Linked DNA regions of Mus musculus: region 1 is linked to region 2. The links are chromatin loops, found by intact Hi-C in ENCODE. Cell type or tissue: heart. All regions are shown on one strand. Each heading gives the region's core, and the rest is flanking DNA. Links, peaks and the distances in the headings are about the cores only.

Region 1 (16,424 bases), core at 3,278-11,277, 52 kb before region 2:
TACTGGCTTCTAGGCAGCTAGGATGAGAGTCTTAAAGCCCACCCCCACAGTGACACACCCACTCCAACAGGGCCACACCTTCTAATAGTGCCACTCCCGGCTCAAACATATGGAAGTCAAAGACAACGTTCAGGATTGATTCTCTCCTGCCACCATATAGGTCCCAGGGACTAAACTTAGGTTGTCAGGCTTGGTTATAACACCTTTACCTACTGAGCTACTTACTGGCTCAATTTTGTAATTTTATAGTACAAAAACTACAAAGAGGGTACGCAGACACATGGCTCAGTGATTGAGAGTGCTTGCTGCTCTTCCAGAAGCCTGAGATCAGTTCCAAGCACCCATGTTAGGGAGTTTACAGCTGCTATCACTCCAGATCCACAGTATCCAACGACCTCCAGCCTCTGCATAAACAATGGTGTCCATAAACTCAGGCATGATTCAGGCATGTGTGTGTGTGTGTGTGTGTGTGTGTGTGTGTGTGTGTGCATACACACAACTAATCAATTGTGCAAGAAAGAAAGAGAGAGAGAAGGAGGGAGGAAGGGAGGGAGAGAAGGAGGGAGGGAGGGAGGGAGGGAGGGAGGGAAGGAAGGAAGGAAGGAAGGAAGGAAGGAAGGAAGGAAGGAAGAAAGGAAGGAAGGAAGGGAAGAAGGAAGGAAGGAAGGGAGGGAGGGAGGGAGGGAGGGAGGGAGGGAGGGAGGGAGGGAGGGAGGGAGGGAGAGAGGAAGGAAGGAAGGAAGGAAGGAAGGAAGGAAGGAAGGAAGGAAGGAAGGAAGGAAGGAAGGTAGGTATGTAAAAAGAAAGCTGGCTCAGCAATAAGAGAGTACGTGCTACTCTTCCAGAGTACCCAGGTTCAATTCTCACATAGCACTTCACAAATATCTGTAACCCCAGTTACAGGGTGTACTGGCTAGTTTTGTGTCAACTTGACACAGCTGGAGTTATCACAGAGAAAGGAGCTTCAGTTGAGGAAATGCCTCCATGAGATACTGTGGGGTATTTTCTCAATTAGTGATCAAGGGGGAAAGGCCCCTTGTGGGTGGGACCATCTCTGGGCTGGTAGTCTTGGGTTCTATAAGAGAGCAGGCTGAGCAAGCCAGGGGAAGCAAGCCAGTAAAGAACATCCCTCCATGGCCTCTGCATCAGCTCCTGCCTCCTGACCTGCCTGAGTTCCAGTCCTGACTTCCTTTAGTGATGAAAAGCAATGTGGAAATGTAAGCTGAATAAACCCTTTCCTCCCCAACTTGCTTCTTGGTCATGATGTTTTGTCCAGGAATAGAAACCCTGACTAAGACACATGGGATCTGATATCTTTTTCTAGCACTGCAAACATGTGGTACATGACAGATCTGGCCTAAACGACCTTAAACATAAAAAAAAAAAAAAAAAGATAGGAACTTACAAGGAATTTTACTATTGATTGGCAGAGTAATATAGTACTAGATTCTCCCCTAGGGTCTAGGACCAGCCACAGTTAATGATACCAAGGACGAAAGTTCCATCTCATGGGGCAGGCTTTAAATCCAGGGAGTGGTTGCCTACTCCAAAACCATCTGTGCCACCAAGTGAACCTCGACTGCACATCTTGCTAGTCGTTAGTGTGGCTTGCAGGGTTCACAACTGGGTAAGTCTACTGATAGTTTTTCTCCCCTGGGAGTGTGCATAGAACCTTCCAGTACCAGGAAAGCTAGCAAGCAGAGATGACGGTTTCAGGTGGTGAGGGTCCTTTTCTTCTTGTTCAAATAAGCCACAGGTTTCTGGTTTGTTAGACTAGAGGGAAGCTGGAGCAAGCCGAAGTTTGAGTCCAATTTTTCAGTTGCCAGGAGGTTGCCAGGTGATTGTGTAATCTGTATCACTTCCTATTAGTTTGATGTTTTGTTTTCAGTGAAAAATAATTATGACATAGAAGTGACTCTGTCATTTTACACAGGAAGTTGTCACAATCTCAGTAAGAGGAACATTCGGGAAGATTTAAATAACACTTTAGGCAATATCAGCATATTCTTTTCTTTTCTGTTTGTTTTCTTGATTTGTTGTTTGAGATGGGGTTTCTCTGCGTAGCCCTGGCTGTCCTAGAATTCACTCTATAGATCAAGCTGGCCTCAAACACCTCCCTGTGCTAGGATTGAAGGTGTGTGCCACTACTACCTGGCCAACATGTTATTTTCTAAGAGACTTGAGTGGGAAATTCCAGTTCCTAGATTCTAATTATTTTGTAGTCACATGCTGAAGTCACATGCTTTATTACTTTTATACATAGCCACTGGTTTTCAATACCCCACCTATAAATATGTAACTTTACCTTACAAGCAAAATTAATGGGAAAAAAAATGTCTTTTGGTTAAGTGTTGATTTGGAAGCTAAAACAAAAAAAAACTCCATAAAAATATACTGTGTTTTATGTTCTTAAGAATCATATAAAGTTGTATTCTGTGATGGGTTGTACATACTTGGCCCAAGGAGTGACACTATTAGGAGGTGACACTATTAGGAGGTGCAGCCTTGTTGGAGTAGGTGTGTCGTGGTGGGCATGGACTTAAGACCTTCACCCTAGCTGCCTGGAAGTCAGTCTTCCACTAGCAGCCTTCAGATGAAGATGTAGAACTCTCAGCTCCTCCTGCACCAAGCCTGCCTGGCTGCTGCCATGTTCCCACCTTGATGATAATGGATTGAACCTCTGAACCTGTAAGCCAGCCCCAATTAAATGTCCTTTATTAGACTTGCATTGGTCATGGTGTCTGTCAATAGCACTAAAACCCTAACTAATATGTATTTGTTATTTATCTTTCCCTAACAAGACACAGAGAGTACATAAACCACAGATTCTTGAACATCCCAGTACCATGGGTGAGGTACCAACCTATGAGTTGTCCCCTGTATCTTCTACCCTTACCGAAGTAAGACGGCCATTGAGACTGGTGATGGTTTGAATAAGAAAGTCCCCCACAGGCTCATAGATTTGAATGTTTAGTCATCAGGAAACAGAACTACTTGAAAAGGATTATGAAATTTGTGCCCTTGTTGGAGAAGGTATGGCTTTGTTAGAGGAAATGTATCACTGGGAGTGGACTTTGAAGTCTCAAAAGCCAAAGCCAGTCCTAGTGGCTCTCTCTTTCTCCTGCCTGTGGATCCCAATGTAGAACTCTCAGCTCCTTCTCCAGCACCACATCTACCTGTCTAGCACCGTGCTCCCTGCTATGATGACAATGGACTGAACCTCTGAAATTGTAAGCCAGCCCCAATTAAATGCTTTCTTTTAAAAGAGTTGCCATTGTCATGGTGTCCCTTCACAGCAATAGAACAGACACCAAGACAGCGTTGATCTTGATTGCCCGCCAGAATTGGGTGACAAAACCCAATTGTTGAAGACAGCACACACGTCGGTTGCAGAACGTAGAGAAAGCAAGCTGGAGGCTTCCTTCTTGCTGTCTGGCTCTCATAGTACTGGGAGTGGGGAGCTCGAGGGGAGTCATCAACAGTCTTATTCAACTGGGACTCTGCAGGTTGCACTAATGACTTTCCGGGAAAGGTGTGTATACACACTAGCACAATGGTGGCACCACTGTTATGGAGGCAAACAACTGCTTTCCTATGGAACTTGTGACCTGCTTCACAGGAAGGAATGTGTGCCTGATGACGTAAACAAGGTGATAATTCCACTTACTGTTTAAGTAAAGGTTTTAAAAGTATGTATGTATGTATGTATGTATGTATGTATGTATGTATGTATTTATTTATATGTATATGAGTAATCTGACTTCAGACACACCAGAAGAGGGCATCAGATCTCATTACAGATGGTTGTGAGCTACCATGTGGTTGCTGGGAATTGAACTAAGTACCTTTGGAACCCCAGACAGCACTCTTAGCTGGCGAGCCATCTCTCCAGGCCCTGTTTAAGTGAATTTAAATTGTTCACGGCTTAGGAGATGATGATGTTGGTTTGATTAAAAAAAAAGATCTCATAGTACTGGGAGCTCCCCACTCCCAGTACTATGAGAGCCAGACAGCAAGAAGGAAGCCTCCAGCTTGCTTTCTCTACGTTCTGCAACCGACGTGTGTGCTGTCTTCAACAATTGGGTTTTGTCACCCAATTCTGGCGGGCAATCAAGATCAAGTTCCGGTGAAACTGCTTTCTATATATTTCTATTTGTATTAATTGTTTTGATAAAATACCATGAGCAAGACAACTTATAGAAGAAGGATTTATCTGGGCGTATGGTCCTGGTGAGTTATGGTCCATAAAGATGGGGAGGCATGACAGCGGGTAGGCACACAGGGAGGCTGGAGCTAGAAACTGATATGGGAGCTAACACCTTGAACCACAAGCAAGAAACAGAGAGCAAACTAGAAATGGCACGAATCTCTGAACTTCCAACGGCATACTTCCTCTAATAAGGCCACTCTTCCTGTGTCCCCAAACAGCACCACTAACTGGGACTAAGTATTCAAATGCCCAAGATGATGGGACACCTTATGCAAACCACAGCCATGTCCATACTCCATAGTGCTGCTCTTGGTTTTGGCCACAGACATTTCTTTTGTCGTGGCAACAGTTACTGCAAAGACTCATAACTGGCCCAAGGGTCTGTTGAGGGCTCAGCCATACATGAGAAGTCTGCATCACCTGTTCCCGGGTTCTGAGAATGTCAAAGAGGCAGCAGAGAGACGACTGTAAGAGAGATAGAGAAGGGGTGCTATGGAATGCTGTCTTCCCAACCTGACACGGCTGCTACATTCATAACTCCCAGCAGCTGCAACTCTGCACATGCTACATGCTCGAGTGTGACTGGGCCTGTCAGTACTGTGTGAGGACAGAGGTGGGGCACACGAGACTCCACCCCTCCCAAAGGAACTGTTAGGGAGGGGTGGAATTAATGTTTGGTGGGGGTGGGGATATTTTTTCCCCAGCCCTGCAAAGGAGAATAACTCCTTAAATGTGCTTATGAAAACAACCCTAGGATGTGGAGAGATGCTTCAGAGGTTTAAAACACATACACACACACACACACACACACAAGTGTGTTGGGCAAGACAGGATAATTGGGAATAACAATCAAAATATTTTACGTCATGACAAACAAGTATGAAATCATAAAAAGTAAAAAGAAAGAAAGAAAGGAGTAAAGAAAGAAAGAAAGAAAGAAAGAAAGGAGTAAAGAAAGAAAGGAGCAAAGAGAGAAAGAAAGAAAGAAAGAAAGAAAGAAAGAAAGAAAGAAAGAAAGAAAGGAAGGAAGGAAGGAAGGAAGGAAGGAAGGAAGGAAGAGAAAATAAACTGAAAGAAACTGAAAAAGAAACAGGAAAGACAATGAAATTGAATTGAATTGAAAGGGAACTTACAGGTGAACACAGCTGGAAAGTCCAGAGGTCACGGGCTTCAAGAAAGGTTTGGTTCGAGGTCCAGGCGCTCTAAACAAATCCTGGAATCTTGCTTTCCATTGATTGTTCCATTGCCTCATCATTTATTTCCAGAAGTCTGTAGGCCTGCAGGATTTCACACAGAAAAGACAAACTCTCAAAACTCCCACGTGTCCTGTCATTGACCTCGGTCGCCCTGACTAAGGTCCTGTGTTCATGTACAGCACTTGAGGACACCAGAGTGGGGGAGGAGTGCTAATGGGAAAGCCTGAGAGAGTTTACTCTTGACTCCTGTAGGATGCTTCAGAGCTTTGAAATAGTGTTAAGAAGAAAGGAGAGAGGAATCCTATAATCTATTTAAATGCCTCAGGGACTGGGACGTTGTTGCTCAATAGTAGAGTGCTTACCCCAGCTTAATCCCCAGCACACACACACATACACACACACACACACGCGCACACACACACACACACACACACACACACAAACACAAACACACATGGGCGGGAGGGGGGAGGACGGGGAGAGGGAGGAGGGAAGAAGGGAGGGAGGGAGAGAGAGAGAGAGAGAGAGAGCAGCACTTGAACCCAGAGTCACTTGCGTATTTGCAGACCCATTAAGGCAACCTTTTCTTTAAGTCTCACAACATACAATGTCTCGAAGCTATCCCTCTACCTCAGGCTCAAACCCAGGGCCTCAGACATGTTAGGCAAAGCACTGAACTCCTGAGTCTCTCTCCGGTCTCTGCCTTGAGATCACTCATTTCTGTGTGAGAGTAAGCAGCAAGAAGTGGACCTTAGGCTGGGCAGTGGTGGTGCACATCTTTAATCCCAGCACTTGGGAGGCAGAGGCAGGTGGATTTCTGAGTTCGAGGCCAGCCTGGTCTACAGAGTGAGTTCCAGGACAGCCAGGGCTACACAGAGAAACCCTGTCTCAAAAACCAATTAAAAAAAAAAAAAAAAAAAAAAAAAAGAGGGGCAGTGTCATGAAAGAGACTAGGGAAACTAGACTTCCAGGAATGGCCTTATTTTTAGGCTGGCTCCCCACATCTTCAGCTCTTGGGGGAAAGGAAAAGAAGCAACCCGCCAGCACCCACATACCACACCAGGCTCGTCCTAGTGCATCATTCGCTGTTGGACTCCTCTACAGCAGGGGCTCTCGCCCTTCCTATGCTGTGCCCCTTTAATACAGTTCCTCATGTTGTGCTGACCCCCAGCCATAAAATTATTTCATTGCTACTTCATAACTGTCATTTTGTCATTTTGCTACGGTTTTGAATCGTAATGTAAATATCCGTGTTTTTCGATGGCCTTCGGTGACTCTTGTGAAAGGATTGTTTAACCTCCCAAAAGGGAGGCCACCCTCAGGTTTAGAACCACTGTGAATGCCTTTCACAACTTAAGCCCTCTTAGATTCTTCCTGCGAGTGGCGGTGTAGCTTGAGGGTAGAGTGCCTGCCTAATCTATGCAAGGCTTGTATTCGGTTCCCAACACTTGAAAAGAAGGTGAAGGGACAAATCTTTTCTGGATGCAAAGTATTGATGATATTGTACTTTGACATTGATACTTGAAACAGCACTGTGTTTTGAACCACCAAGGAAAGCTCCCACATTCTACTTCTTGGGAGAAATCACTTTTGGATTGAGTAATAAAGTGGTTACATTACTTAGCAGGTGGATTTAGGGGTCTCCATCCCCCATTCCCACCCTGGTCCACTGAGCCCCGCTTGGAGTTAGATCAGAAAACTAAGGTTCAACTTAGTGTTGTCCACGCTTTTAATCTCAGCATTTGGCAGGCAGAGTTCCAAGTGGAACTCGGTGAGGTTAAGGCGAAGCCTGGGCTACACGGTGAGTTCCACAGCAGCCAGAACTTAATAGTAAGACCTTGCTCGAGAAAAGAAAGCAAGCTAAATCTACTGCGTGTGTTAAATAAAACAAGGCACAAGAGTTACTCATACATGTTGGACATTGCCGCTGCCTGAGCAGGAAGCTGCCAGGCGATAAGGGATGACTAAGATCTCTCCTCAGGCTCCCTGTGGGAAAACACAGAGAAGGCAAGAGCCGCTCTTCTGAAACCACGCCTGGACGGTGCCTGGCCTGTTTAACAGCATTCTGAAAGGCCCAAGTAGTTGCCTCACAGCTGTGAAGAGGGGAGAGCCCGTGCCTGTGCGTGCCTGTGCCCGGTATCTGTCTTAGCTCGCTGTATCTGTGGATCCTCGTATGTTTTCCTTTCCTTGGTGTCCGATGAGAAACCCACTGCAGGCTTTGGCCTCTGCTCTAATGTCATTTAGGGACCACACACCTGAAGCAAAGTTGGGAATAAGTGTAACAGAATGAAAGACAAGCCGGAATACAATAGCAGGCTGGCAAAACGCTGGGAAGAAAACTCTCTTGTGATTCCTACCAAGGTTAGACCATCTGGTCTGTGATAAACGTTGTCTCAGAAATCCTTTAGATGATGTGGAGGGAGAAAATGGCCACCTAGGAGAAAAGTCTAATTATTTTGTGTGTGTGTGCTTGTGGTGTGTATGTGTGTGTAGTATGTGTGAAAGCCAGAGGGACAACCTAAGGACCCGTTGCTCATAAGTTGCTCACCTTGTTTTTAAGACAGGGTCTCTCATTGACCTGGTACTTGCCAATGAGGCTACACTGGAGGGCATGAGCCCCAGGGACCTGTCTGTCTCTGTCTCCTGAGCACTGGGATTGCAAGCACCCAATACCAACTGATGTGTTAGAATAGAGGCTTGCATCTAAACAGCACACCAGGCTAAAGCAGTTCCACGTGTAAGAGGTTTATTGGGAGAGAGAGAGGCAAGTTGGAGGTAGAAAGAGAAGGGGGAAGAGAGAGAAAGAGATCAGAGGGGCCTTTATTTATGGGTGATGATGTAACACCGGTAAATGTGGGAGGTGAGCCAAGTGGATTCTGGGAATATGGTGACTGTTGCCTTGGCAACAGGTCTCCGGGTCCCGCCTATTGTGATATCACAGCTTTCGGAGGTCCTGAGACCAACACCAACCTAACTGTTTAATGTGGGCTTCCGGGAATCAAACTCAGGTCCTCATGCTTAAAAAAAACAAAAAACAAACAAACAAAAAAAAAAAAAACAAAAAAAAAAACCAAGCATTTTATGGCTTGTCACCGCAGGTCTTTTATTATCTTATGTGTATGGGGGTTTGCCTGAATATGCATCTGTATACCAAGTCCATGCATTGCCCACAATGATAGGAGAGAGAGCTTTGGACCCTTAGGAACTGGAGTTGCAGATGGTTGTGAGCTGCCATGTGGAATGCTGGGAACTGAACCTCTGTCCCTTGAAAGCCCAGCCAGTGTCCTTAACCTCTGAGCCATCTCTCTAGTCCCCTGACTATTTCTAAGGCAAATGTAAATCTGCCTAGAGGAAATCCAAACCCCCAGCTTGGCCTTGGGCCATGTGCACACTGCAGGGCTTTTCCCAGGAGCTGACCACTTCTGATGGTTCTGGCCTTTAGGGATGCGGTCTCTTGAGAACGGAGTGCCAGCCAAGATTAACTTCCTTCTATGTTCCTCCGTTTACAAACAGGGCTGATCTCCAGTAAGAGGCTTCCAGCCCATCTCTCGGAAGGTCTTTCTGCATCTGATGCCCCTGTACCCTCTGTGCTCACCAGCCTTTGGGGCTCATCTACTAGCCTAGTCTTTGGGAGAAGGGCTGGCTAGGTGATATCCTCAGACACTCTGGATTTCCCTGATGAACCAGCTTTCTAAAGCGAGTGCCTTTTGATTTCTGGATTTAAACGGGAGGCTGGCCAGTGGGTGTACCCACCAGACCCAAGACTTAGCCTCTTCTTAAGTTCTTCCAAGGATCAGTCCCTCCTACCTCAGGAAGTCAAGTGTCTCTCTCTCTCTCCCTTCTTTTCTCTTTTTCATATCTCATGGAGCCCAGGCTGACCTAACGCTCACTATGTAGCCAAGGGTGACCTGGAGCTCCGGGTCTTCCTGCCTCCAATTCTTCGTGCTGGGAGGGCAGGCGTGTTCTCCAGAGCTGACTTCGTCTCTTGGCGTATCTTGCCAGCCTTTTCTGACCGCAATTCAGATTGATTGGAAAGAAAAGCAGTCAGTGTATCTCGGGTAATGAACTTGTCTTGGGACCGTTTCTGGCTCTTAACTGAACTCTATTGCTTACCCCCCAGGCTCAGTCCTACTGCCTCCAACTCCACACAACTCTAGGGATGGCGACTTTTGCGTCTCATTATTTCTGACCTTGACTTCAAGATTCCGAGCAAGTAAGCGCCTGCTTCATTTCCCAATCTTTGGCTCACCCTGGCTTAGTTTCTAAATCCCCAGGGATTATAATGCCCTCCCAGTTCCCCAGGAAGGTGGCTGTTTTCTCTGGTTTATTAAATAGATTTGTCATCACCTCCTCACACGCCATACTTCCTGGGCCTGGAGCCACTTAGCGGCTCCCATCCACCCACCCACCCCCAAAAGGCATTTCAGCACTAATCTCTTCACTTGGGGCATGTAGCAAGTGATTACTTAAGCGTCACTTTGAAATGTTTAGTAAGCAGAAAACTCCACATCTGCACGGTTAACTGATGTTTAATGTTGACGGGTCAACCCGATAAGATCTAGAATCACTGCAAGCAAAAGCTGGCATGCCTGTGAGAAACTAAATAGATGAAGTGTGTTGATGTCGTACCACTTTAACCATGGGAGGCACCGTCCCATGGGCTGGAGCCCTATTCAGACCGAAAAGGAGAAAGTGAACCAGCCAGAACTGCTGGCTGCTCTCGCTGCATGAGGAGACACCGTGTGACTAGCTGCCTCAAACTCCTTCAGCCACGGCTCCCACCAGGAACTGCCTGCTCAAACTGTGAGCCAGGCTAAACACTCTGTCCTGTAGACGGCTTCTGTCATGAATTTTCTTCTGGCAACCAGACAGTTAATACAAATTACCGTTGCTGAGAAGTTGGGCCGTTGCTGCAGTAAACCTGATCATGTGGTTATTAGGCTGGTGTTGGGGTCTGTGTGGGGTACAAGAGTTTCCAGTCATGCGCAACAAAAGCCCCTAAAGTGGGCTGGAGAGATGGCTCAGTGGTTAAGAGCACTGACTGCTCTTCCAGAGGTCCTGAGTTCAATTCCCAGCAACCACATGGTGGCTCACAACCATCCGTAATGGGATCTGATGCCCTCTTCTGGTGTGTCTGAAGACAGCTACAGTGTATGCACATACATAAAATAAAAAAGCCCCAAAGTGCTAAAAATCAAGCTTAACGGGCCATTCCGATAGGAACTTGGAAGACAAGAAGGCAGAGAGAAGTGTTTGACAGTCCAGGTTAAGGTTGGACTCCAGAGGTTTCATATGCAGAACAACGACTCTGCTGGGAGCTGGGCTAGAGGCCGTTCATGTTGTGTTCTAGTTTTAAAAAGAAAAGAAAAGAGAAATCTATTTGCAAGCTCGGCATGGTGGCGCATGACTTTATACTCAGCACTTGGGAGGTAGAGACGCAGGCAGATCTCTGTGAGTTCAAGGCCAGCAGAGAGCCTCATAGTGAGACCCTCTAAAAAAAAGGGGGGGGGGGAGGATGTGTTAGCATTCTGCCCATGGCAGAGTGAGAACTTGAGAACTGAATACAGGAGTGATGGGCTAGTTTCTTTGATGGAGAAAATTTTCATATAGCATACGGCTCAGGTGTGTGATGTCTAGCAAGGCAAGCAAATGCTAAAGTACGGACAGATAGAATGTGCCAGCAAAGCGTCTGTAACTGTTATGGAGAAATCTCTTCCCTTCCTGGTATGAAAGGTACCCAGGGGCGAGACTCCGCCTATGAGGGTCACCAGCATGTAAAAGGCAAATTTACGTGAGGGGACAGAGAGGAAATGACCAGGAAAGCTACAGGAAGCCCTCGCAAAGGCAACTGCCTAGCTGGATTTTGCTGATTACTTTCAGCGCACTGACAGCTCCTGGTCCTGTGGCAGCTTGAGGTAAGAGCTATTCCTACCCTTAAGGAGCGTTCCATCTCTCACTAATGAGACATTCAGTAATGAGACAATCCCTCACTAAGAGACATTTCCTATCAGATGAGGTCCATGCCTTCCTTAAACAGTGGTGAAACTTGAGTATCTTATCAAAGCCCCGCTTGGTCTTGATCTCACTTTGTAAACAAAGATGATCTTAGACTTCTGACCCGCTCCCCTTCACCTCCGGAGCAGTTGGATTACAGGCACGCTACCTCCCCCCATCCCCCCCAACCAGGGTGGGGGTGGGGGGAAGGAATTCCTTTCTTTGAAGATACATTTTGGATTATTTGTTTCTTGCTGGTAAATTCAGCCTTTCCTGAATCCTTTTTGGTAGTTTATATTTTTCTTGGTGATCCAAAACTTTAAGTTCACTGGGATAAATACGGGGGGCACAGTATCTCAAGGGGCTGGATATCTTGGCATGCTGTTTTTGTTTGGCATGCCAGTGTGCCTTTTTTCTTTCTGGCTTATAGTTGCCAAAGGCTTTCTACATTCTGATCTTATCAGAACACACAACCTAGACCTTCTGCTTTGGGTTTTCTGTTTGATATTATCTATTTTGCTCTATTAATTCCTTCCTTCTCCTGTTTGCTATTCCGGGTCCAGGGGTTAAAGCCAAGTTCATTTACTTTTTAGTCTTCGCTGCTTTCCAACATCTGGATTTAACATTGCAATTTTCTCCCTAATAAACAATGTTGCTATGTCTGAGTTTGGGATGCTTTGTTCTGCTTGTCGTTGATTTCCAGATAATTCTACTGCCCCTCCCTGTGGGAAGCTTACACTTCTTTACTTCACCGATGCTAGACTTCACCGTGTGCCTGGCTTTAACCAGTAAAACCCTAAAAAAATAAAGTGGGGCTCCATTATCTTTCATTGCCTTTTGAAGGACAAAATGAAGGGGTTTGCCTGTGCACATGTGGGTGGCAGAAGGAGATGTTAGGGGACTTTTGTGACAGCTCTCCACCTTAAAAATTTTAAAAAGCTGGGTGTAGTGGCAGGCACCTTAAATCCCAGCACTTAGAGGTAGGCAGATCTCTGAGTTCAATAGAAATAGAAACATAGAAAGTTCCAGGATAGCCGGGACTACAGAGAGAAACCCTGTCTCAAAATAAATGAGATAATTACTAAAAATTAAAATTAAAAAAAAATTTTGAGACAGGGTCTCAGCACAGGCTGAGTGTGACCCTGAGCACACGGTGCTGACTTTTTGAAAACAGTTTCTCACTCTCCTGCTCAGAGCCAGGGTGACCAACACACTGACACATTCAGCCACGCCTGCAAATGAGTCCTGGGGACCTGAACTCAGGTCTTCATGCTCACATAGCAGGAACTTTATTGATCAAGCCTTCTCCCCAGATCTAATCATCTTCCATTTCCCTTCCGCTCCACACCAGCATGTTCCAGACATGGCTATCCCTTCGGCCCGCATTCCACATGATATACGCAGCAGTGAGGGTGGCAGCTTGCCTAAGATCTATTGAATAAGAACTCACTTAGGTCCAGTAAGATGGTTTGGCAGGTAAAGGTGCTGGTGATCCAGTTTGATCTCTGGGTCCCCCATGGTGAAAGAAGAGAACTCACGCCCATAGGTTGTCCTTTGTCCACACGCAAACTTGGCACGTGTCTACCAATAAATAAATAAATGAAATGTAAGAAGTAACTTTTATTGCACACTTCTTACAGAGCCTTAAACACACGTATGTGTGTTTCTCTGTTTTGGGGTGGGGAGGGGTATTGGAGATGAAACCAGGTCTTGAGTGCACTGGAAAAGTACAGACCCACTGACCACACCCCCAACCTTCCTGTCTACAGGTCTTTCTTTCCTTCACTTTTTAAAAAAGGCAGCATAACACTGTATAGCCAAGGCAGGTTTTTAATGTCAATCCTCCTGCCTCATCCTCCTATCCAATATGCATTTCTAAATAAGAATAATGGGGCTAACTAGAGAGATGACTCAACAGTTATGAGCATTGCCCGCTCTTGCAGAGGACCAGAGGTCAGTTTCCAGCACCCCCACATGGTGACTCACAGTTATCTGTACCTCTAGTTCCAGGGGATCTGACACCCTCTTCTGGCTGGCCTCGATGGGCACTGCATACATGTGGGCACAGACAAATATGCATTCAAAACACCCCTGCACATAAAAGATACAATAATAAATTAAAACCAAACCAAGCAAAAAATATCTTCCAATACAGTCAAAATAACATTTTTTCTTTATTTTTTTAGGTTTTAATGCTCAGCAATGGGTGCCATTTTTTTCATCTAATAAAATTAATACTATTTTTAAAAATTATCTAATACTTTAAAAAAAAGATTTATTTTTATTTATATGAGTACACTGTAGCTGTCTTCAGACACACCAGAAGAGGACATCGGATCCCATTACAGATGGTTGTGAGCCACCATGTGGTTGCTGGGAATTGAACTCCGGACCTCTAGAAGATCAGTCAGTGCTCTTAACCACTGATCCACCTCTTCAGCCCTATCTAATACTTTTAATACATACTTAATACTTCTATTTTGTCCTTTTTTTTTTGAGACAAGGTCTCACTTATTCATGGCTGGTTTGTAACTTGTTATGTAGACCAGAAATCCACCTACCTCTGTCTCCAGAGTGCTGGGATTAAAGGTGAGCACCACAACGCCTAACTTCAACTGTCTTGTTTATTTATTTATTTAAGAATGTTTCAGCTGGGTGTAGTGGCGCATGCCTTTAATCCAAGCACTTGGGAGACAGAGGCAGGCAGATTTCTGAGTTCGAGGCCAGCCTGGTCTACAAAGTGAGTTCCAGGACAGCCAGGGCTATACAGAGAAACCCTGTCTCGAAAAACCAAAAAAAAAAAAAAAAAAAAAAAAAAAGAATGTTTCAAGATGTATTTATTTTTATTTTATGTGTTTTGTGTGTGTATATATACAATATGCATACTTGTTATCTGTGAGGGCTAGAAGAAGTCATTGGATCCTCTGGAACTGCAATTATGGATGCTTGTGAACCACCATGTGGGTGCTGGGGATTGAACCTGGGTCCTCTAAAAGAAGAACAAGTGATCATAACCACTAAGCCATCTCTCCAGCCCCTTAAGTGTCAAATGTCATTTATAATTGGTTTCTGCAGGCTATGAACAAGGCATTCCTCCTAATTATGGCTTTAAACTATCATTTTACCTATAATGGCATCTTCCTTCATTGACGGGGGTCTTACTAGGCCCTGATTGCCCTGGAACTTGCTGTGTAGACCAACATTCAAGGCAGAGGCAGGTAGACCTCTGTGAGTCTGAGGCCAGCCTGGTCTATACAGCAAGTATGGCACCTGTGACAGCTGATGGCCTCAGCACCTTTATTAGTGTTATCCATTAGATCTTGCTTGAGCCATGCAGTGTAAAGTGCACACCATCATGCATTTGTGTTTTAACCAAAACTACTGAATTTGGTTGTAACTAAATTATTATTAAGATATTATTGAAATGAAATAGAGGATTTAGCTTAACATCTATGTGGAGAAACAGACAAGCCTAAAAGAGGATATTCAGGATTCTTCAGGAAAATTGGTCTGGCTTCCTTAGAAAGCCATCCATATAGGTTTTAACGTCATTTGATAATCCTGGCTTAAGCCAATAATTGCATTGAGGCAGTCATAATGACATAGGCCTATTAGCTCAGCACTGGGAGCTAGAGGCCAGAGGATCAGGAACTCAAGGTTGGCCCCACTACACAGCAAATTCAAAACCAATCTGGGCTACATGAGACTCAGTCTCAAAAACCAAAACTGTAGGCTGGAATGATGATCAACTGACAGAGTCCTTGTCTATCATGCAGCCTTAAGTTTAACTCTCAGTATCTCCTACACCAGGTTTGGTAATGAATATCTATAATCACAGCATTTGGGTGGTGCAGGCTGGAGTGTCAGAAGTTCAAGGTCAGTTTGTGGGCAGCCTGGTCTTCATGAGGCTGTCAAAAACAAAAACAAGCCAGAATACCTAGGATTTAAGAGATTGCTGCAAAGTTAAGAGCACTGGCTGCTCTTCCAGAGCACAGGGATTTGGTTCCAACAGACTCACCCAGCAGCTCACAGCTGCCTAACTCCTAAAGAATGGAGGGCCACCTGCCCTCTTCGCTCTCAGAAAAAGCCACCACTGTTATCACTCCTCTCAAACAGCCAATCTGTTTCACCAGGTGTTATCCTTGAGTCAGGGATAATGGGCTGATCTCTGGAGTATAGACATGACACCACAGGGGGGAAAAATCAGGCACACAACCATAGATAACACAGATAATATCCCCTTCCAGCAGAAAGGCTTCTTAGGTGACACACAGAGCCAGTTAGTCACAAGCTGGGGAAACAGAGACAGGCAGGCAGATGATGGCTTCAAGGCCAGCCTGACTGACACAATAAGACTGTCCTGGTGGTAGAGTGGTTGCCTATCAGGTGCCTAGGTCCAATCCCCAGCATCTCAAAACAAACAAACAAAAGACTAGCTACACACCTCCAGGGACTTACAACCCTTTGGGAATAGTCATTTAGTTACTAAACACAATAAGACAGTAAATGAAACCTTTGGTACCACCAAGGTCAGGAAGGAGGAATCCTTCCTTTCTGTAGAGGGCTTGAGCTCTAGAGCTGTAGCTGGATTAAAGCTCTGTAGGCTGGTAGGAGTTTGGGTATTTTGAGACAGTCTGCTCTGTAGACCAGTGTGGTGGTTTGAATGAGAATCACGCCATTGGCTCAGAGACCGCAAAGCTTGGTCTGGTGCTGTTGGAGTAGGTTTAGGGAGTGGGGCCTTGCAGGAAGATGCATCACTGGGGTGTAGGCTTTGAGGGTTCAAAGCCCCACATCATTCCTGGTTCACCCTCTGCTTCATGCTTTGGATCAGAATGTGAGCCCTCAGCTTCCAGTCCTGTCTACCATGTCTGCTGCCTATGGTCATGATGTCCCTGCCATTGTAGATCCCAACCTTATGGAACCAGAGCCTGAGTAAAATCTTTTTTCTTTTTAATAAGTGGCCTTGGTGTTTTGTCACAGTCACCATTAGAAAAGTCACTGATATAATCAGGTTGGCCCAGAAC
Region 2 (16,424 bases), core at 4,625-12,624:
CAGCCACGGAGAGCAAACTAGAACACTCAGGGACAGTTTTATTAGAGTTCGAAAGAAAAACAACAGAGCTGGTAAGTTGTAAATCCCAGCAGTTTCCAGAAGGGAGAAAGGGAGAAAAGCGAGGAAGACATGCCTACCGCAGTTGGGTCCAAGCAACCAGATAGCAGACGGGCGGCTGCACAGCAGAGCTGGTGCTTGGTGGAGAACTTGAGAGACTCTGGGAAAGCATGCCCAGGCTTTAGCCAGCATAGAAAAGAAGGAAAAGACTTTTCAGCATAACCCGGGAGAGGACTTGAGAGCCTCAGTGCCCGTGAGGGAAGCTCAGCAGGAGTCTGCATGACTTGAGTGAGGTTTTTAGGAGGGGACATCCCATTACGCATAAGTATTCCTCCCGTCTCTGTAGCATGGCTTCAGGGTGGCAGGGGCCTTCCAGGACAGGTGATAGACAGGTCCAGTAGGGTTAGCTCTCAAAAGCGAAGACAATCCTACGTCATGGTTTGCATAATGTAGAATGTCAGCTCTACCTAGGAACAGAGACAGAGCTTAGAGTCTGTTCTTTTGACTAGATAGTAGCTTTCTCTTACTGTGTCTCAGCAAAGCTCAGATTTTTTCAATGTTATCTATCTGTCTGTGCAGGGCAACACTGGTAGTCCTTCAATATTATTTATTTGCTTATCTATCTGTGTATTTGTTTATTCATTTATTTACTTAGGCAGGGTCACACTGTATAACTGGTTGGCCTCAAAAAAATTTTTTTTAAAGATTTATTTATTTATTTTGGGCTGGAGAGATGACTTAGCGGTTAAGAGCACTGACTGCTCTTCCAAAAGTCCTAAGTTCAATTCCCAGCAACCACATGGTGGCTCACAACCATCTGTAGTAGGATCTTATGCCCTCTTCTGGTGTGTCTAAAAACAACTAAAGTGTACTCATAAATACAGTAAATAAATCCTAAAAAATGATTTACTTATTTTATGTACATAAGTACACTGTAGCTGTCTAAAAAACACACCAGAAGAGGGCATCAGATCCCATTACAGATGGTTGTGAGCCACTATGTGGTTGCTGGGAATTGAACTCAGGACCTCTGGAAGAGCAGTCAGTGCTCTTAACCACTGAGCCAACTCTGCAGCCCCAGTTGGCCTCAAATTTATGGAGATTCGCCTGAGACAAAATGAAAGTTTAAAACCACCCCCACCCAACCCCCACCTCTCCAATTTTTCTTATGATATTTTGAATCCAAGGAGTGGCAAAACTGGTAATTTATTTGTCTGGCGTTACCAGGGAAACAGGAGGTGGGGTCCAAAGAGGACCATAACGGAAGTCCACCCTCACTGCCTCCTCACTAGGGCTGTCAAAGCTCTGGAACACTTTTGAGGGGAGAACATCTATTTCCAGATTCAAATGCTTTTTCCAGCAAAGAAGCAGATGACAGATTGGAAGACGCGAGAGAAACACAAAGGGACAGTAAAATGAGTGTTTGCTAAGAATCGGAGATGCTCACTTTCCAGGTACATCACAAAGGTCCTGTTCTCTGCTCTCAGGGCTTTGTGTAAGTCATGAAGGCAGGGAGATGGGAGACATCTGCTTTCCACTATTAAAACAAACCAGGTTCCTTCTCCTGGCTCTAATGAAAACCCTGACCTCACCGACTTCCATCATTGGGGAAAGAGGGAAGTGTGTCCTGGTAGTGAGCTCACCTGCTTTTCCTACTGTCCTGGGATAGGAATGTCCCTCTGATTCTCAGGCCTCATTTGGAAGGCCTTCCTTGGGGAGCCCTTCATTAGGAACAAGCAAGGCACCATGGAGAACTGTGTCAGCGGAGACTCCCTCCTCCCACTGCTTGCTGCTGCCTGGCAGAGGACAATTTACAATAACAAATACACTCCAGACTCAGTGGGTTGCTCTTCCCACAATCTGACGGCACAGCGGCGGGGTCATTCCGTTCTGCAGAGATCCGCTTCTGCTGTTTCCTCCTGGCACTCAATGGGGAAAGCACCTGCAGCAAATCTCTAGAAGAACGAACCTTGGTCATGGAATTCCGTCACCCAAAACTCTGGAGAGTTCCGCAGGTGCATCAGTGACATGTATGTCTTACATAAAGATCTGACACAAGCAGCCCCGTCAACTAAACTGGCTTCCAGGCGAGAGAAGTTGATCGTTTTGAAGACATGGGGCGTTTTCTGGGTTCACCAGACTTTTCTCTGTGAGGAAGGTGATTGGGCGACACAGCTGGAGCCTTAATAAGAAACATTCTAACAGAACAATGTACATTGCAACTTTTCTCACATTCCAGTTCAGTTGTAAAGACAATTTAATCATACAACTGACTGCTTTGAGGGCTGGAGAGAAGTCTGAGTCTGGAGAGTACATGCTACATTTGTAGAGCATCTAAATTTGATTCCTAGCACCCAGGCTGAGTGGCTTCCAATCATCAGTATCTTCAGCTCCAGGAGAACCAGGTACCCTTCTCAGTTCTTCAGGTATCTGCACTCACCTGGATACACACATATACACAATTTAAAATCAATCTTTTTTTTTTCTTTTTTTGAGACAGGATCTCACTATATAGCCCTGGCTGGCCTGGAACCCACTATATAGACCAGGCTAGCCTCAAGCTCACAAACACCCCTTTGCCTCTGCCTCTGCCTCTGCCTCTGCCTCTGCCTCTGCCTCTGCCTCTGCCTCTGCCTCTGCCTCTGCCTCTGCCTCTGCCTCTGCCTCTGCCTCTGCCTCTGCCTCTGCCTCTGCCTCTGCCTCTGCCTCTGCCTCTGCCTCTGCCTCTGCCTCTGCCTCTGCCTCTGCCAAGTACTAGGATTAAAGGAATACCACCATGCCTGACTAATCTTTTAATTCCTTAGAGAAGCTAGGGTATTCTCAGTTAGTTACACTCTTGCATAGTACACATGAGGCTCTGTGCTCAGCCTCCAGCACCTGTACACAGAGATCCCAGCACTGGAGGGCAGGAGGGTTAAAGTCATCCTTAACTATGTAGCGTTCCAGACCAGCTTGGGTATGATGGTTTGAATAAGAAATGCTCCCCAATAGACTCATATAGTTAACATTTGCATCCAGTTGGTGGCACTGTTTGGGAGTGGTTATAGAACCGTTAGGAGATATGGCCATGCTGGAGGAAGGATGCCAGTGAAGTCTGGCTTTGAAGGTCTAGAACCACTTACTGCTTCTTGCTTCTTGCTCTGCCGTCTTGGCCATATTGAACTTTGTCTCTCTGGAACCATAAGCCAAAACAAACATTTTCTTACTGAAGTAGCTTTTGGTCGTGGCGTTTTACTACAACAACAGAAAAGTAATTAACACACTGGATAGTGTGAGACCCTGACTCAAAAACAACACTGAAGGGGCTGGAGAGATGGCTCAGTGGTTAAGAGCACTGACTGCTCTTCCAAAGGTCCTGAGATCAAGTCCCAGCAACCACATGGTGACTCACACCATCCTTAATGAAATCTGACTCCCTCTTCTGGAGTGTCTGATGACAGCTACAGTGTGCTTACATATAATAAGTAAATAGATCTTAAAAAACAAAACAAAACAAAACAAAACAAAACAAAACAAAACATTGAAGCCTTACAAAAATAACTCAGCTCTGTGACGGTGGTATATGCCTTTAATCCCAGCACTTGAGAGGCAGAGGCAGGCAGATCTCTGTAAGTTCCAGACCAGCCTTATCTACAGAGTGAGTTTCAGGACAGCCAAAGCTACACAGAAAACCTTGTCTAAAAAGAACCAAAAAAATTAAAATTGAAATTAAATAATGATAATAACAACTCTGACCCTACTGATACATACTAGATACTGAGCTTACTGGCTACCCAGTTAGCCCAATCAGGGAAGGAAGGAAGAAAGAAAAGAGAAAAAGAGAAAGCAAGCCAGTATGCTTTGGTCCTACAAGATGAAATATTGACAAACTTCCTTAGGGAAAAAAAAAATGTTTTCTTGGGTCATTGCCAGCAGCAGCTTCATCGAGCGAAGCCCTCACAGAAAGCGTCTGTTGTTGTGACTGTTTCAAATAAAACTGTTTGTGACGTTTCTGGAAAAGCTTACAGGGAACAGCTGCTCTGTGAAAGAGAAAGCCAACACTTTCATTCCAACACTGTATTTTTGTAAAAATTCATCGGAATGAGATGTTGTTTGCTATATGTCGTGGTCTCCTCCGGAGCCAAGGCAGATGTCTGGACCGTGTTACCTGCAGCTGAGCCAAGCCCTCGGCCTCCTGCATTTACAGGTTTCTGGGATGCATTAAATCCTTTCTCGCCGTTTCTTTTCATCTTAAAAACCTAAAAGCTAGGAATCAGAGGTCAGTGAAGACCGAAGCCAAGCCGTGTCTTCTGGCTATGACAGAGCTGCTGCCCTCGTGAACTGACTGCAGCTGTGGTTGCCTGCACACGATCTGTACAAGATCAAACCGGTCAGCATGCTCATGGAAGGAGAATGAGTTCATGACCCTCCACTCCACACTGGGGAACGATGGGCAGCTGGTGGCTTCTTGGGTAGAGAGTCAGTTTTCTTTAGCTATGTGGCCTCTGGAAAGTAGACCATGTCCCAGTGAATGGCCTGACACCCAGGAGTTACAGGAGCCACAAACTAAACTTGGTGTGAGTGGCAGTTTGAATCTGCCCCCAGAGGCTTATATATTTGAATGCTTAGGCATCAGGGAGTGAAACTGTTTGAAGAGTAGGAGGCATAGCCTCAGAAGTGTGTCACTGGGGATGGGCTTTGAGGTTTCAAGAGCCCATACCAGACCCAGTAACTCTCTGCTTGCTGTCTGTGGATAAGGAGGTAGCTCTCAGCTACTTCTCCAGCATCATGCATGCCATCTTGCTTTCTAAGGGTCACCTGAGTCATGGTGTCTCCTCATAGCCAAAAAAAAAAAAAAAAAAAAAAAAAATTGACTAAGACAGTGGGTTTTTTTTTTTTTGTTTTTTGTTTTTTTTTTTGTTTTTAAGGTAAAAGAAAGAAGTTGGGATCCAGGTTATGAGCACCTTTAATCCCCAAACTCAGGAGACAAAGGCAGATATAGCTCTGAGTTTGAGATCAACCTAAACTACATATCAAGTTCCAGGCTAGCCAGAGCTACATAGTAAAACCTTGTCTCAAAAAATAAAAAAGAGCCTCTAGGAGAGGCTCCCAGGAGTCAATGCAGGTGACCTTGGCCAAGATGGCTAACAGTAGGGATATGGAACCTGAAGAGGCCACTTCCTGTGGCCAGGCATGACCCCCATAGAGAGATAAGGACACCAACCCACCCACAAAACTTTCGACCAAAAATCTGTCCTGTCTAAAAGAAATTCAGGGATGGAGCAGAGACTGAAGGAATGGCCAACCACTAACTGGCACAACTAGAGACCCATCCCATGGGCAAACACTATTAATGATACTCCGCTATGATTGCAGACAAAAGCCTAGCATAATTGTCCTCTGAGAGACTACCCAGCAGCTGACTGAAACAGATGTAGATTCCCACAGCCACACACTGGACGGAGGTTGGGACACTGATGGAAAATTTGGGGAAGGATTGAAGGCCCTGAAGGGGATAGGAATTTCACAAGGAGAACAACAGAGTCAACGAACCTGGACCCCTGGGAGCTCTCAGAGACTGAGCCACTAACCAAAGAGCATACAGGGGCAGGAATGAGGCCCCTGGCACATATGTAGCAGACATGCAGCTTGGTCTCCAGGGCTGTCTCATTCCATCTCAGTGGGAGACGATTCACCTAGTCTGGCAGAGACTTGATGTACCAGGGTGGGGGAAGCCGAAGGAGAGGCCCACACTCTCAGAGAAGAAGTGGGGGAACCTGTAAGTGAGGGACCTGGAGGGGGAGCAACGTTTGGGATGTAAATAAAACTAACTAACTAACTGGATATAAAGTAGGGTGTAAGGTAGAGTGGGAGGAGTTAATGAGAACAGTGTGGGAGATGAATATGATCACAATATATTGTATGACATCCTCAGCAAATTAATAAAGGATTTTTTTTTTTTTTGAGACAGAGTTTCTCTGTGTAGCCCTGGCTGTCCTGAAACTCATTCTGTAAACCAGGCTGGCCTCGAACTCAGAGATCTACCTGCCTCTGCCTCCTGAGTGCTGGGATTAAAGGCATGTACCACCACCACATAAAGGATATTTTTTTAAACAACTCTAAAAGCTGGAACTGTGGCCTGCCTAACATGTATGATTTCTAGTATCACATAAACCAGATATAGTGATGTGCACACAGCACTTGGGAGGTAGAGGCAAGAGAGTCAGGAGTCTAAGGCCATCCATCATGGGTTCAAGGCCAGCTTCAGTTGCATGAAAGCCTCTCTCTAAAAATATACTTTTAATCTGAGCACTCAAGAGGCAGAGATGGATAGATATGTCAGTTCCAGGGCAACCTGGTATACACAGAGTTCCAGGCCAGCCAGGCTACATAGTGAGACCTGTCACATTAAAAAGAAAAAGAAAAAAAAAAATCTGGCAGTGACTAGGTCTAAAGGGGACATGAATCAGGATGACACTGATGTTGTCACCACAGCTAGGTTATAATTTGGGTGACATATAGTCCAGTTTGCCTGGGACAGTCCCAGTTTACATTTGCCATCCTGGCATTTCGTCTGATTTTGCATTTGTCCAGACAAGAGATTCCCGTGGGCATCTCTGAGGCCCAGGATGGCCCTATTTTTCTTTGTATCCAAACGCAGACACTTAGCACAGAGTTTTCCTTGGTGCATGTCCAACACAATGATTGTTAAGTAAACAACAGCAAGTAGATATTTTCCAGGTCAGTGTGCAGCAAGCATTTATTAAGCCATATTCCGCAATGAGTTCCCAGGACACCAGGACATAGAAGGTTCACTCTGCCTTTGATAATTTACACTGGTGGAGAGCCAGGCAGGTCAGAAGGTCAATCCAATAAAGTAGAATGGCAAAATGGAATTTGAAGCAGGGATAGAAAGGGGTGTGTGTGTGTGTGTGTGTGTGTGTGTGTGTGTGTGTGTGTATGAGAGAGAGAGTGTGTGTATGTGTGTGGGGGGGTGCACATGCATGCATGTGAGTGTGAGTGCTTTAAGGGTACTTCACAGACATGGATCACGCTGAGAGTGTGGACTTGTCACACCTGAAAGGCTGTCCAGGCAATCAGCATTGCAAGAATCAGGGGAAATGTGGGAAATATCCAGAGACCTTCTGAGGGATCTGTATTTCTGGAATGTAAACTCTGTAAGTCTGTGGCATGCTATGATGGATGTGAAGTCTGGAGTTGTAAGGTGGGGTATCCACCAGAGCAGACTGCTCAGACATGGGCTTCAGCCCCCAGAAAGTCTTTATTTGCTAGGTGGCAACAGCACTGGGTGTTTGGGATCCTTTTTTAGCCCCGAGCTTTTTTCAAGATGAGCTTTTCAGCACAAAAAGTCATATCCTGGGCTGACATTCTTCTACTAACAAGAACTGTTAGCCAGAAGTGAAACTACAGAAGTCTAAAAACAAGGTTAGTACATTTAGAGACCTCCGCAGAACTGTAGATTTTGATGGATCCGGTCTTTGTTTTAGTTTGGGCAGGCGGTGCTGTCCACTTGCTGAGTCTTGTGGCCTGAATGGTGCTTCCATCATGGAGTCAATTGTGCTAAGGTCTGGGGACCCGTTACAGTTCAAGGTGTGGATAAGACTGATAAATTATCTGCCAGTATAGAAACATCTGCTCCGGGCTGGAGAGATGGCTCAGCAGTTAAGAGCACAGACTGCTCTCCCGAAGGTCCTGAGTTCAAATCCCAACAACCACATGGTGGCTCAAAACCATTCTTAATGAGATCTGACTCACTCTTCTGGAGTGTCTGATGACAGCTACAGTGTACTGACATATAATAAATAAATAAATAAATCTTTTAAAAGAAAAGAAAAGAAATATCCACTCCACATTTCTCTGTTCCACCTACCGTAGAAGCCAGATGTCCGAAGATACCAGCTCACCACATTTTTGTGCCTTTGAGTAGTAGTGTGATGTTAGCTTTGAGAGGTGTGCAAGTGGACGATGCTAAGAGTAGGGAACAGGGGCAGGGGCTTGACTGGAAAGGGAAATGCACAGGGTGGCTTAAATGGATGGAGGATGGCTACACAGATAGATGGTGATGCACAACTCAAGCTGTCTACTAATGCCAGAAGACACAATATTGTGTGGTTATACAAAGTACCCGGTAATTGCTATGCCATTCATTGATGGACCTTGAAAGTGTTTATTTTCAACAAAGGAAGCGAGTCAACAATGACTGTATTTTATATAAACATAGTCATGCCAAATGTCCAAAATAGACAATTCCACAGATACAGGAAGTAGACTTTTGGTTGCTTAGGAGGGGGAGAGAGTGGGAGGGACTGCTAAAGGTACATGATTTCTTGGCGGTGGGGCAAAGGAATGACCTAACATTGGTTCTGGTAGCATTTGCACATCTTCATGCTTGTTTAAAGAGACTTGGAACTGGACAGATGGCTCAGCAGTTAAGGACACTGGCTGCTCTCCCAGAGAATCCAAGTTCAATTCTCAGCACTCACATGGTGGCTCACAACCCTCTATGATTACAGTCCCAGGGACTGAGGCGCATATTTTACATACTAAAGCAGACCTGGCCTCCAGCTTCTCCCAGCATTCCGAGTCCCTACCTGGCATAACCTACCCCCTATATAATGCAGACATTTTGATCTCTTGCTCTTTTTCTTTCTCCTCTTTCTGCACACATGACCTTTTTCTGTTTCTCTCCCTCCTCTACTCCCCCCATCCTCTTGTCTACTTCCCTGTCCTCTGTCCTTAGAGCGAGTGAACTTCCCAATAAACCTGCCTTTAATATAATATAATCTGGCTTGAACGGGCTCATTTAACCAGCAGTAGAGAAATAACTTTTTTGTTGTTGTTTTATTTTTTTGTTTTTTTTCAAGGCAGGATTTCTCTGTGTAGCCCTGGCTGTCCTGGAACTCACTCTGTAGACCAGGCTGGCCTCAAACTCAGAAATCTGCCTGCCTCTGCCTCCCAAGTGCTGGGATTAAAGGCATGAGCCACCACTGCCCAGCTTGGTTTTTTTTGTTTTTTTGTTTTTTGTGTGTGTGTGTGTGTTTGTTTTTTGTTTTTTTTTAAAGCAAAACAAAAAACCAGACTTACCATAGGCTGATATTTTAAAATTACAGCTCAATAAAGTGACTAAAAGTGTCAATGATAAAACTCTTGAGTGTATATATTTCACAGATCCTGAGTGTGAAAATATGGCAATTTTCATGTGTATTTGAATATATATTCAAATACACAAATTGAATATATATTCAAATACGCAAAGCTGGGCTGGCTGCTGATTCATCAGGCTGGAGAGACTCTTCTAGAGGTGGCACAACAAGGAAACATAGGAGAGATCGGAGGGCGAATTCAGGTCCCTTCCACCTCCTGAACAGTAAACCAAGGGTTTATGCCCCAAGGTAACTTGTCTGTATAATCAGACATAGCATTCAACACAGCGTTTTTCATCCTGTTGGGAAAGTGAAGGCAACTTGACCTAGATGAGCTGTAACAGAGATGGTCCAAGGGAGAGGGCAGCTGGGAGGTGTCTGAGGCAGCCTAGTGCCTCAGGTCATGACATTTCTTGGTCGTGTATTCTAGTGCTGCTCTTTTTTTCTTTTTCCTTTTTGTTTTTGTTTTTTCGAGACAGGGTTTCTCTGTATAGCCCTGGCTGTCCTGGAACTCACTTTGTAGACCAGGCTGGCCTCGAACTCAGAGATCCGCCTGCCTCTGCCTCCCAGGTGCTGGGATTAAAGGCGTGCGCCATCACGCCCGGCCCAGTGCTGTTCCTTACATATCTGGTGCTGGGTTTTGGTGGACTCCTCAAGCCAAAAAACCCAGTTTCTTTACCTGACTTCATTATTTTCTCTCTCCTGTTCTTTTCCTGTTTTCCTTTTAAAACTTTTTATTTTTTAAACTTAGCTGAGTGAATGTTCATTTATTATTTTCAGCTTTTCTGTTTGTTTGGTTGTTTTTTCAAGAGAGGGTTTCTCTGTGTAACCCTGGCTGTCCTGGAGCTTGCTCTGTAGATGGGCTGGTCTCAAACTCACAGACATTGGCTTGATTCTGCCTCCCTAGTGCTGGGTTAAAGTCGTGTACCACCGCCATCCAGCAATTTTCAACTTTTTGGTAATCCCAAACTTAGTGATTAATCCCAGCACTGGGGATGCTGAGGCAGACAGATCTCTCTGAGTCTGGGGCAGCCTGATCTACACAGTCAGATTCTATCTTAAGAAAAAGAAGTCTAGGGCTGCGAGATGGCTCAGTGGTTAAGAGACGACTGCTCTTCCAAAGGTCCCGAGTTCAAATCCCAGCAACCACATGGTGGCTCACAACCATCCGTAATGATACTCTTCTGGAGTATCTGAGGACAGCTACAGTGTCCTTACATATAATATATAAATAAATCTTTAAAAAAAAAAAAGAAGTCTAAACCTCATCTCTATGTTTGCTTTTACTCCTATCTTCGACTTTTGGTCCTTTTACCCTTTAAGGTGGAAGAGAACTTCTACTTTTTATATACTTCTTCTACCTAAAAAAAACAAACATTTTATTATGGGAAATTTTAAACATTCTGAAAATAGCCTGTCTAGAATAGACTGTTAGGATAAAGGCAGAGAAACAGGTGTAGTGCTGCAACAGATCTAATGAAAGAGGGTCAGTGGGGGAGGGGAGAGAGGGAAAAGCTGTCTGGGACTGGAGAGGAGAGGAGAGAGAGAGAGAGAGAGAGAGAAAGAGAGAGAATGGGAGACAGAATGAAAGAGAACAAGGAAAGGTGGACCTTTTACAGGGTGCAACCTGCATAGGAAAGCGCAGAACTCTACAGACGCTGCTTCTGGCAGTGGTGGGTCATGACCTCTGCTGCAGGGCCCGAGTTGCTGAAGGGAGGGCTGGTGGAGCACCTGATTTACAGACTGCACCCTTCACCTGGCTTCAACGATTATCAAGCATGGACAGTCCTGTTCCTTCTATGGCCTCACTCTTCCCGACCCTGAAACTAGTCATCATGTCGTCGGCGCCTCACTGTAAATCTCCAAAAGATAACGGGACTTGCCTAGATATAGCTCAGTGGCAGGGCACTGGCCTACCATGTGCAAATAATTGTGAGCTACGAGGAAAAACTGAACACAATACTGGATACAATTAGGTGCTTATTACATGCTAAATAGTTTAAATGCTTGTATGAGTCTTGTTTTTATTTATTCTTCGTAATGACCCTACAAGACAGTTGCCCTCCCCACCTCTGCCGCTCCATCTTGCAGCTTAGAAAACAGAATCAAAAGACATTAAAGATTGCCTGAGGTCACCCTCCTAAGTTTCCAACAGAAGAATGCATTTTATTTGTTTTCTTTTTAAGGGTCTCATGTAGCCCAGGCTTGTTTTAAAATTTTGATCCTCTGGCTCCTGCTTTCCAAATGCCGAAATGCGCCACCATGCCTGTCTGCCTTGTTAATACGCTTCTGGGAATCAAAGGCAAGCCTTAACACATGCTTTAACACACAGCTACAGCCCATCCCAACAGACCTACATCATCTTCCTCTTCCTTCTTCCTCCTCCTCCTCCTCCTCCTCTTCTTCAACAGCAACAGCTGCCTCGGCCTCCGCCACAGCAGCTGCAGCAGCTCTGGGCCTTAAACCCGTGTTGCTAGATATGTGTTTTACTATTGAGTTTTATCCCTGCTCAGCCTGAGCCTGTATGTTTACCTCTGACATCTTCATACCTCTATCAACATGGATGCAGTAGTTTTTCTCCAGTTCCAGGTCCTGTTGGCTGTTATGTTAATACACTTCCCTGCATGGTTCCCCCCTTCCTCAGCCACCCCCCCCCCTTTAAGACAGGGTTTCTCTGTGTGGCCCTAGCTGTTCTAGAACTCACTCTATCAACCAGAGTAGGCCTAGAACTCAGACATCAACCAGCCCCAGCCTCCGGAGTGCTAGGATTAAAGGTGTGCACCCCGTCCCCAGGGCTTCTCTGCATCCTATCCAGTAAATTCTTTATGCTCTGCTTGCCTTTGTTCACCAGGTTGGCTGGCCTGGTCCAACCCAACAGAGGTTCTGGGGACTTGGAATCTAGACCCTGAGGTATATTCTAAGACGACCTTTCTCTCTCTCCAAGGAAAGTCATGACGAACTGTCCCCTCAGTTACACACACCTGTAACCCCAACAAGAAGGAGGATCAGAAGTCCAAGGCCAGCCTTGTCCACATAGTGAGTTTGAGGCCAGCCTAAACTACATGAAACCTTGGGTTAGAAAACAAAAACAAACAAACCAAAACCACAAATAAACGAATGGGCCTGTCGTCTGTGCAGTCCTTGGGCTCTTGGTATAGTGGACACAAGACCCATTCCGACTGATTTTTCAGGACTGAATTACATATTGGTCCTAAAGGGCAGATGAGGAATTTGAAGGGCCCTCCGGGAGGTATTTCCCTGAGGAGACTGGAGACAGAGGTGCATGCCAAACACCCACATTCCATCAGTCTCCAGCTGAAAAAATTAATTGCCTGCCCTTTATGCCATTTGTCTTCGGCATGTGAACTGCAGTCTCAGAGTGGGAGGGGAGGAGAGAACGGCAGGCAGCTTAGAGCGGGGGTTCAACCACGCTGATCTCTTGGCTGCTCCTTTAACTCCTGTGGTGACGGATCGGATCGGAGCATTAGTCTCTGGCATCAAAACAGTCTCTCGGTCCATGTGACCAGCACTGCCGTTGCCGCACTGTAAAGCCCACAAGAATCGGCAGCCCACAGACCCATCAGTGGAAGCTTTGTGTTTGCTTCGTGTGGGTTTGCTGGTGGCCTTTGGCATAGCCACACGTTCAACACCTGCTGGAGCAAAACAAACCATGCCCAGCATTGCTGTCGCATCTTGGCCTGTCCCTGTCCTGAGACTATGGATTAGGACACTGACAAGGTCTGCCCACTCCCTCACCGCTCACACCCGGGAGTACAAAGTCTCTGCGTTCATCATGCTCAGGGGATTGCTTAGACCCACCTGTCACTTACTGGTGACCTTGAAGGCGGACAGACCGGGATTCGGACCCCGATCCTCCAGGAACCTGACATCTATTGCCATTGCCTTGACCCATGGGATAAAGGTGGCACCAGTCCCAGTGTGGCCCTGCACAGCAGCGGGCTGTGACCTTGGCTGAGATAATAGCGGGGACAGGGCATCTCCATGGAACAAGGGTTCCTATCTTAACAGTTTTTAAGGCCTACGCTGCAGGTCCTTCAATGCCAAGGTCACGAGTCAACGGGTAGAAATCTCGACATCTCATCCCTTGATCTAGAGCAATGCCCTCGTGGGGCTCCTGGCTGGGGACAGGCAAGGCGGACAGCGTTGCCATCAAGCGGCAGGTCGAGCCAGAAGCTACCCTCAGCTCTTCACAAAGCAGATCCAGTCTGCGGCCGCAATCCAAACACCGAAGGGAATCAGAACGTACGTCTTTTGTTTGCCGTGGCAGGAGAACTGTTGAGCAGAGGAAAAAACAAGCTGAGCTTAGCGCTATCAGCTGCTTCCTGGGGCTCGCTCCTTCCTTCCTCCGAGGGGGGTCTGGCCGCTTTGTTCTCGTTCCCAGCTGCACTTCTGCGCCTTTAAGCAGTGGCCTCCGCAGACCTCAGAGGAATGTAGCCCTGGGACCCCAGGGGACTTGGCTCAGGGCTCCGCCCGATACGGCCCCAAGCTCTCAACCCGGGTGCTCCTGCCCTTGCTACGTATCGCTCTTTCTGCCAGCCACTTCCTGGCTTGGGGAACAGGGGGGTGAGCCTCCCCAGAGGGGCTTCCTGTTTTCTTTGACAATCCTGAGAGGACGTGGTTTCATAGAATCCCACGAAGAGTCCACAAAAGGGTGTCCGTAATACTACTTCGATTGTCTGGGGGGAGAATGTGTCTCTCCTGGCATCCGTTTGTCCTGGTTCAGTTCCTAGCTCTAGAGGTTTCTAGCCAGTCACACCCCCAGCCAGCTGCTCAACCCCTCTGAGGCTGAAGCTACCTAGGGAAGATTAAAGCGCCAACAGTGTCTTGGATGCCTTCCCAAATCTTGGCCCACGGGGGGCCCTCAACAGGTGTTAGCCAATTGTCACTATGCCTGGGTTTTGATTACTTCAGTGACACAAGAAAACCAAACAGAACCCTTTAAGACTGATTATGTTGAAGAAGAGGGTGTGGCATAGCCTAGCTAGGCAGCTGGGCTTTCACTCGAGAGCGTTCCTCAGTGTTTTCATGATCTGTGGATCAACACTGCCCCTCCCCTCTCTCCCTCCCTCCTCTCTAGTCCTCCACCCCACCCCCATCCCACGAGGATGTTACAGATTTCTGACTGTGCCTCTAATTCAGCTGAATAAAACTGAAGTGGGACCCCACGTGCTTGCATTTCCTGGCTGAGAGGAGGTAAGACAACTGTAGGTGCCCAGATTCAGCCCGAACATTAGGCAAACTGCATTCACTTAGCTCAGACCTGGAGGCTCACGGTCTCAGAGATGCAACTGCAGGGACCACTGGCCAAAAGAGCAGTGGGAACTGTGGCCATGGGGCTGTCATTGACTGCTTTTTCTTTTTGTTTGTCTTGAGACCTTGTTTCCGGTAGTCCAGACTTGCTTCAAATCTAAAAATGTAGCCAAGAATGAACTTGAACTTTGGTATTCCCGTCTTATTCCCTAAGAGCTGGGATCACAGGTGTGCCCACCATACCCAGTCTGGGAATAGAACCCAAGGCTTTGTGCATCCTAGACATCCACTCTTCCAATGACTCCTGCTTCCCTCTCTTTCTTTTTGAAACAGGAGCTCACTAAGTAGCCCAGGCTGGCCTGGAACTTGTAATTCTCCGGTCTCAGACTCCCAAATTGGGAGGGGGCTATACACTTATCACTTGAGCCCCCTCCCCTTTTCCTTCTTTCCTTTTTATGATTTTTTTTTGTTTTTGTTTTTGCTTTTGTTTTGTTTTGACAGGGTTTCTCTGTGTAGTCCTGGCTGTCTTGGAACATGCTCTGTAGACTAGCAGGCTGGCTTTGAACTCTAGAGATCCACCTGACTCTGCCTCCTGAGTGCTGGGATTAAAGGTGTGTGCCACCATATCCGGCTGCCCTGTTTCTTAATCATCTCATCAGCCTGACTAGACAGATAGGCATTATTGACCAGGCTTAGAGAAGGTGTTTAAACTACCGGTGCCACTGCAGGACTGTGATCATCAGGAAGACACTCTGATGGGTTCTGAGTGGGGAGACTGGCTGGATGTCAGCCCAGTCCCTGTCCCATAGCCTGGCATCCCTCATGAGGAGTCAGCTTGCCTACCATCCGGCATGCAGCAGCCAGGGGACAGGACCAGGATTCTGCCACTCAAGGACTCTACTCCTCCATCCAGGACCACGCTTCACTTACCGGATGTGATCAAAAGGATGCTCTAGGCTTCCTACCTGTGTCTTTATGAAATTAAATGCCAGCACCTAGACTGTATGTCCCATGCCAGCCCTCTCCCATCATTCCCTGCAAGCCTCTCCACGCAGTCTCCCACAGCTTCCTGGGATCTGTCGCTGTCTGTCCCCGTTCTCCAGACCTCAGCTTCACTCCCTCCTTAGTCCCATCCCAAGCCCCTCTCACTGATTCTCCCTTGAGGATGATTTTGTTACCTCTCCTTTTTCTCCTCACTCCCTGGTTCAAAACTTTCCTGCAAAGATAGATGGAGGACAGGGGCTCCTCTCATCCTCACACACACACACACACACACACACACACACACACACACACACATCCCTCTCTCTCTCCTGCCTTACCTGATAGTAGATGATAGGGTTGGGCCTCATCCACAGAGGAAGAAACAACCTGCGTAGACAGCCTCATGGCTCTCCCACCCCTGTGTCAGCATTAGATCACACCCTCTGTCCAATTATATTTCCACTCATTGTCCATGCTTCAGTGACCTCTCTATAAAGCCCAAGGACAGAGTCCAGAGCTTCTTTCCAGCAAGCTGGGTCCATGCAGGCTCGTGAAGGTGTCAGGACGGGACAGAGCACGGGAGTTTCTCGGTCCCCTTGTTCCTCGTTCTTTGCCCAGGCAGCTCTCAGTCTGTAGTTTTTACTCTATCTTTCCTAATAACTAGTAAGCGCGCTTCCCAGCCCAGGAGCCTCTGGAGCGTATTAATCAACACCACAGAGGGGCGGTGGGAACTGAACTTTCAGTAGGAAGATCAGGAACACAGATTAAACAACTTGATGGGGTGGGGGGAGGGCCTCAGGTTGCTCACTGTGCAAACGGGAGGATCTGAGTTCAAATTCCAGCAGTGTTATAACCTGGGCGTGTGTATTTGTAACAGTGCTGTGGAGGGCAAGGACAGGAGACTCCTGGTGCTTGCTGCCAGTCTAGCTCTAGGGTTACCTGTCTCAGGGAAAAGGTGGACAGTGAGTA

The links. Peaks named below come from ENCODE experiments on the same cell type or tissue, not always from the same donor. Only the 100,000 strongest peaks of a DNase experiment are listed, where the experiment ranks them.
Region 1: it touches region 2 in a loop (2.1-fold over the local background); 3 of 42 quality-filtered maps call a loop at or near these places.

The regions. Positions count from the first base shown.
Region 1 is chr9:96,374,181-96,390,604 of GRCm38, forward strand. It overlaps Gm39409 (a long non-coding RNA gene), which reads right to left. Exons shown (of 5, transcript XR_871040.2): 2 at 13,399-13,491; 3 at 12,851-12,981; 4 at 5,344-5,487; 5 at 3,936-4,675. Gm40550 (a long non-coding RNA gene) reads left to right here and starts at 11,235. Exons shown (of 3, transcript XR_871039.3): 1 at 11,235-11,321. In heart, for the core only: no CTCF peak of the experiment used is centred there; a DNase peak (open chromatin) is centred at 7,401; H3K4me3 peaks cover 602 bases; H3K27ac peaks cover 1,657 bases.
Region 2 is chr9:96,424,456-96,440,879 of GRCm38, forward strand. No RefSeq gene overlaps it. Among named protein-coding and RNA genes, the nearest start is that of Gm51656, 31 kb to the right of the region's middle. In heart, for the core only: no CTCF peak of the experiment used is centred there; no DNase peak of the experiment used is centred there; H3K4me3 peaks cover 320 bases; H3K27ac peaks cover 1,747 bases.